Linked DNA regions of Homo sapiens: region 2 is linked to region 1. A link is a contact called in ENCODE Hi-C or POLR2A ChIA-PET data. All regions are on one chromosome and are shown on one strand. The core of a region is the stretch at or near the end of the contact, and the rest is flanking DNA. Distances in the headings are between cores, read along the strand shown.

Region 1 (3,171 bases), core at 230-2,729:
GTCCAGCCTCCTCTGCCACCTATCCTATTCCATTTCATCTTCCCCCTCAACAAGGCCTCTGGAGAGACCTGGCAGAACCGGGCCCTTGGACTTCCCCTGTCTAAACACAGCCCCCTTGTCTTTCTCTTCTTTCCTCATGGTCTCCCCTTCAGCCCCGAAGCTTTGCTTTCTGCCTATGGCTAACCCTTCTCCCTTCCCCTCTCAACTCTATCTCCTCTCTCTCAGTGAGGCACTTTCTTTCTGTGGACCCACTCTTCCCTTTCTCTCTCACCTCACCTGCAGCCCGCTCTCCTCTACCCCCAAATAATTTTCTGCTCTTTTCCCCCCAGGTTTCCCCTCTCATTTTCTTCCAGGACTCCTCAGAAGCAAATCTATTATGAGCCCACTGACTGGTCATGAACAGTGCCACCCTCACTTTCTATGGCTGCATCTGCTACCGCCACAGTTGGGGCAGGGCGTCCCTTACGCAGTCAGGAGCAGACCCTGCCCCTGGACACAGCTCTGCAACACCAAACCCTCTTTCCATTTTCCTCAAGCACTGCAAACCACCATAAACCACCACAAAGCCCAGAATCTCCCCAACCGATGAAACCAGAATTTGCAAGAAAAAGAGATTCTGAGCTAGCCCCAAGCAGCCCCGGGGGTGGGGGGCTGTTTGCCGGCTGTTGCCGTCCCCCACCCCACCCCCCAAACAGCCACCCAAGTCCTCCGTAGCTCCTGCCTGTGGGCTGGAACAAGCAGTGGCTTGCCCCTCTCCGTCCCTCTGCCAGCAAGTCCCTGGCGTTCTATAAGCTGGTTGACCCCCTGAACTTTCCCTGCCCAGAAGCGCCCACTCCTCAGCAGGGCCTTGGAAGCACGTGTGTGGCCGATGAGGAAGGTGCCCACCGGGGAGGGCACACACTCAGCGCACAGCCACTCCGCCCGTGCCTTGGTGGTGGCGGGTAGGGAGAGAGGCAGGGCACCCTGGCTGAGCGGGGGCTCCTGCCTGCAGGTGGCTCAGTGTTCCCCTCCGTGCAATGGGGTGAGCAGCCCTCCGTTTCCCAGGGAAGCCTGGCAGTCCCGGTGCAGCTGCAGGGCCGCCACCGGCCTCCGCCCTGGCGCCAGGGCCCAGTCCGTGCGCAAAGGCGGTTCGTCCGCGGCGGGAACGCCGGGCCAGTGCAGCCGGCGCGCCCAGGCTGTCGGCTCCGAGGGGCCGCTCCCGGCCGCCTGGCCGCCGAGCCCCCGCCCCAGCCCGTCCCGGGCCCAGCGCCGCGGCCGTCGCTTACCGTGGGAGGGCAGCGCCCGGCGGCGCCCGGCGCGGTCATACGGGCAGCTGGGTCCCGGCCGGGCGCGTCGGCCGCCCTCGCTCGCTCGCTCGCTCGCTGGCTGCTGCGGAGTGGGCGCCCCGGCCGAGGGCCGCACCGCTGTCCTGGGATGCGGAGAGCGGCTCTGGCGCCGAGAGGACCCAGGCAAACTTTCACTTTCCCCGGGCCGAGCCTCACTGGCCAGCCCTCGGCACAGCCTTTTAAGAGAGGACTGGGGGGCATGTGGTTTATGGGAAATCACCCTGGCCAGGCGCCAGACACACACATACACACACACACACACACACTGACACAGACACACACACTCCAGAGGCCCACTCAGCCGCCTTCCCCCGCCTCCCCTCCCCCACCCGCCGGCCGGCCAGCCCCGCTCGCGCGTCTTCCTAGTCACCCTCTGTCTTCTGCGCTGCACTTCCAAGCCTTCAGCAAACGAGCGCGGGCTCCACCGCGTCCCCACCCTGCCTTCCCCGCGCCCTCTGCGGACCGACCCTTTCCTTCCGCGCTCTCCAGGCTGATTCAGTGCTAGCGCTCTATGATCGTCCCAAGGGACTTTCCCTCCAGGCCTGAAAATCCCCAAATCTTAGCAGAAAACGGACCGAGAGCAGGGACAAGCACTGGGAAGGGAGGGAAATCCTTTGAAGACGCCCCCACCCCATTCTCGGAGTGCCGAAAGGAGTCCAGTGTTACTTGCTCCCTCGTGGAGCCTGAGTCAGCAGGTTTGCCGGCAGCCCCCTTCTTCCTCTGCAGCCCCCAAGCAGCCCGGCCAGCTTCAAGTCCCATTCTGGGAGGGAGGCCAGCTACCTGGCCAGGAAGGGAGCAGCTGTGTCCTGTGACAGCAAGCTGGGGGGCTCTTCCCTGGGTGCCAGCAGACACTTCAAGGCACCTGACCCTTAGATGATGAAAATGCTGGCTGGTACCCATGCTCTCTCCTGGAGGCAAAATCCAACTCAGATTGGAAAGGTCCTGCACCTGGACCCTAGATTTCCCTGGATGTTTTTGGAAATTGCACTTACTGAGGTGATTAATCACGTTTTGTTTCTACATGAGAATGAGTCTAAGTGAGGACTAGTAGGATGAGCCTAAGCCTATTAATTATAATGCCAACTTCAGGAGATTTTTCTTTCTTCAATTCATTATGATTCAATTCCTCTGTGAGGTTGCCCGTTTCCACCCCCTGGGAAATAAAGGATATGTGGCCTGCTCTTGAAGAGGAGTCTCTTGTCAGTAGCGCTACATATCCTTCACTCCAATCCTAGGCAATAATTTTACACCCGAATGCCTTTGCTCAGACTGGTCCCTCTGCCTGGAATGCTCCTTTCTCCACATGGCTGAAGACAAACTCCTCATCATTTCAGGCTGAAATTGCATCTCATCCTCCACCAGCAAAGCCTTCTGTGACTCTCCTGGCAGAGCAAAGGGTCCTTTTCCTGTGTTCCCATTGGACTTGGCTCATTCCTCAATGCTGGCTCTGATAAGTCATTTGCCATCCATTCATTCTCCACAGTACTTTTCGAAGTGTTTAAGGTGGTACCGATGGTTACATTCTGTCCCCACCCTAGACCGAGACTTCTTCCAGGTGGCACCCATGCTCAGTCACCTCTGGATCAATGGTACCTAGCACATAATAGGTACCAAGTTAATGATGGCTGAGTTGAATGATGCCATTAGAGAATACTTTGTTCTTTTGACAAATATGTGCTACCAGATGCTAGGCACCGTGCTGGGCCCTGGGGATACAACAATGACATGGTCACTGTACAATAATGATTTCAGATAACATGTTGACACCACAGTTCTTAAGACTGATAAAAGGTTAGAGGAAGTAACCTGAGAAAGATAAACCAACAGACTTGTTGAGAAAGGGGTC
Region 2 (3,171 bases), core at 504-3,003, 300 kb before region 1:
CAGTCGCTGCAGGGCCAGCTCCCGCTCATCGTCGCCGGCCTCGTCGCTGGGCCCCGCGCCGCTGCCGCCTCCGTCCGGGCTCTCGAAGATGTCGAGCGCCTCCTCGGCGTCGCGGTGCTGCCGGTAGGTCATCCAGCAGCAGGGTTCCACGTCGGTCTCGTCGATGCCCCAGAAGGTGAGCTCCTCTTCGAAGAGCGGCCCGCACACGTCCGCGGGGCAGTGCAGCTTGCCGGTGCGGTAGTAGTTGAGCACGTAGGCGAAGACGCCCGGGTGCCTGTCGAAGAAGAACTCGCAGCCCCCGCCGCCGCTGCTGCCGCTGCTACCCACACCGCCGCCATCGGTCTCGGGCCGGCCCCCGCCGTCGGGGTCGGCCAGCCAGGCGAGGCGGGTTCCCGGTAGGGTGCGCAGGGTGCTGCGGTAGGTCTCATGTCGCGTGCCGCCCACGTTGATGATGATCTTCTCCGACGCCTCGCCCTTGGCCATCTCCTCCTTCAGACATGTTTTGGACGGAGGCTTGTTCCCCGACTTGCGCCCGCGGTAGGAGGAGACACACACCGAGCTGATCATAAGAAGCGCTGCGGGGCTCCGGCTTGGGGCGGCCGCTGCCCTCCAAACACCCTTCCCGAGGAGGCAGCGTCAGACGGGGGAGGGGGAGGAGACGAAGAGGAGGCAGGAGGCGGTGGCGGCCCCCTCTGCGGCTTGGGCTTGCCCCTGCCTATCCCCCTAGGACGCGGAGCGGGAGGAGTTGGATTTCTCCGGTACACAGGTGGTTGGGGTTAGGGCAGGAAGCTCCGGAGAGAGGGAGGCGCAGAGAGGGAGGACCCGGGGAAGTAGAAGCAAGCACACACGCGGTCCCCCGCTACGACGGGACACACAAACGCTCTGGGCCGGGGACACGCCCCCGCCTTCACCCCGACCAAAGACGAGGAAGCGCACAGTCCACGCGCACCGCGAAGGTCCGGGGCGCTCGCGCTCACACGGGCCACCCTCCGGCTCCAAGACCGCACCAAGCCCCGGAATAGCCGGCTTCCCCGCAGCGGCGGCAGCGCAGCAGCAACAAGTCCTCCGAGCGGCTGCCGGGGCCAGGCCGACACTCTCACGGCAGCCGGAGCTCCGTGGGCCCGGGCTGCTTGCGGTCAACACGAGGCGGCGGCGGCGGCATGTGGCCTCTTCCCCCCATTCATAAATCCAGCGCCGGGCGAGGAAGGCAGGCGGGGCAGAGCAGAGAGCGGCGGCCGGGCGGGCGGGGGCTGCGCAGGGCGAGGCGGCAGCTGGAAAACAAGCGCGCCCGCAGGAGCGAGCCTCGGGTCCTGCGTCCGCGGCTGGGAGCTGCGCCGGACCGGGCGCAGCGCTGCGGGGGCCGCGCTGGGGCGGGGGTGCCTCAGACGGGGCGTCCTGCGCGGCGCCGAGCCTGGGGGGCGGGGCCGCTCTGGGGAGCCGGGCTCTGGGCACTGGCGAAGGTGTACCGGGGGCGGCGGCCGAGCGGCCAAGGACACCTGCAGGCTTCCCGGGCCGCGCGGAGAGGGAGCCTCAGCGCAACGCCCCGGCGCCTGGTTCCTGCGATCTGGCGGCGCTGGGAGCCACGCCATCTACGCGTCTGCCCATCTCCGGGCGGGGCGCCGGCCTTGGCTCGCGCGCGGCAGGGGGCGGGCGCGAGGTGGCATAGGGGAGGGGGCGCCTCGGCGCCGGTGGGCTGGGGCCCTAGGGGCTCATGGTCTCCCTCCGGCGCTGGCAGCGGCCGCCACGCCCCAGTGGCGCCTTTTCCTCCGGGGCCCCGCCTCGCCCAGACGCGCCCTTCGCGGGGCGGGGTGGGCGGGGCGCGGCGCAGCGCGGGGCCGATCCGACTCACTGCAGGCCCTGGCGACCGAGCGCAGTCTTCCTCCCCGGAGCCGAGCCCCAACCAAGCGCGTCACCTCCTCGCCGCCAGTGCCCAGCCCAGCGCGCCGCCCCTGCGCGCTTCCGCCGGCAACCCCTCCCGCCCCCCTCAGCCCTGCTCCGCGCCTCCCCCGGGCCCGCAGCTCCTCCCACCGCAGCCCGCTGACACCGAAGCGCTCTCGACCCCTGACCTCTAACCTCCGCCCGGCTCTTCTTGCTTCGTCCCTCGCCCCCTCCCCGCCAAGCTGGTCGCACTGTTGCCGTTTCACTGCGGCTGACGGAAGGCCAAGGAAGAAAGAGGGTAGAGACGCTGTCGCGAGGATCAGGCTGCCCTCTCCTTTCCCAGGGACCGTGTTGGGGCCTTCTGACCACCCCGCCCCGCATCCTGCGCCTCGGAGGCCCAACGTAGCCCAAGACACCCATGGTCTTGATGCTCTCCGCCTCTGTCCCAGCCACCAAAGTCCCCGCGATGGAATGGAGGACGGGGTGGCCTTGGGCAGAGAAGCGCTTCTTGTGCCGGATGGAAGGAAACCGTAGCTCTGGCTGTGTTCATCGCGAAATGTTTTATGGATGTGGAGTGGGTGGGTGGCCCTGAAAAGTCATTAGTTAAAGCCTTTGCTCGTCATTGCTCTGGGGTCCACATAGGAAATGCCCGTGTCCTGCCTCATGACCCCTTCCTGTTTCTACTCTTATTCTACCCATTACAATTTGACTTTGCCTGTGTATATGTCTCCTCTCCCCTCCCTAACCCTGAGCTCCTGCAGGCGGCATTGTGCTTTTTCATCTTGATAGCTCCCACAGTGCCTGCCTCTGAGAACCTGTTTGCTAAGTGATTGAGAAGCTGCCATACCCAAAACGTAGGCACCAACAGGACTTTACTGGCCCTATCCCAAGAGCAATTTCCAGATTCATTTGTTTTTGTTAAGTCCAGAACCTATTTTACATCTTCATATTAATCCCCATTGGGTTTTTTTTTCTTTTTTACAGCTTCAGGCAGCCTCCATGCCTGTCTGGATGATGTAAAGAGATCTTGAGGCAGAAATGAAAGGTGAATGACACACCTGCCCTGGACACCTGTGCACCTTCCCAGTTCCAGATCAGGCAGTACCTAGCTCAACTGAGAAAAACAAGACAAGGGCCTATGTGTGTCTCAGGAAAGGTTAAAAGCTCAGTGCCAATGCAAGGGATTTTTACAAGCAAAAGTCTCATTATTAATGAGGCCAGAAAACCAAAATGACAATGATCTTTGATGATCTGTACTGACACGCAGGGGAGGTGAGTTAATCAGAAACACAC

Evidence for each region. A loop is a pair of places that touch in the nucleus more often than their neighbours do. ChIA-PET counts read pairs that join two places held with the same protein, here RNA polymerase II (POLR2A). Pooled maps may share reads with other maps.
Region 2: a loop to region 1 is called in a map with no recorded cell type, with 6 times the contacts of the local background. The contact joins the promoter of KCNC4 here to the promoter of CSF1 in region 1. A Hi-C loop is called at or near these places in 1 of 37 single-sample maps with no recorded cell type and 2 of 50 pooled maps. POLR2A ChIA-PET finds 5 or more read pairs at or near these places in 1 of 52 experiments (activated CD4-positive, alpha-beta memory T cell).

The regions. Positions count from the first base shown.
Region 1 is chr1:109,909,157-109,912,327 of GRCh38, reverse strand. It overlaps CSF1 (colony stimulating factor 1), which reads right to left and starts at 1,479. Exons shown (of 9, transcript NM_000757.6): 1 at 1,266-1,479. The coding sequence starts at 1,304. RefSeq lists enhancers at 93-192, 269-769, 770-1,270 and silencers at 1,056-1,165, 1,216-1,385.
Region 2 is chr1:110,208,896-110,212,066 of GRCh38, reverse strand. KCNC4 (potassium voltage-gated channel subfamily C member 4) reads right to left here and starts at 1,753. Exons shown (of 4, transcript NM_001039574.3): 1 at 1-1,753. The coding sequence starts at 567. It overlaps KCNC4-DT (KCNC4 divergent transcript), which reads left to right and starts at 2,080. Exons shown (of 2, transcript NR_046546.1): 1 at 2,080-2,456; 2 at 2,863-3,171. RefSeq lists an enhancer at 1-156 and a silencer at 1,394-2,073.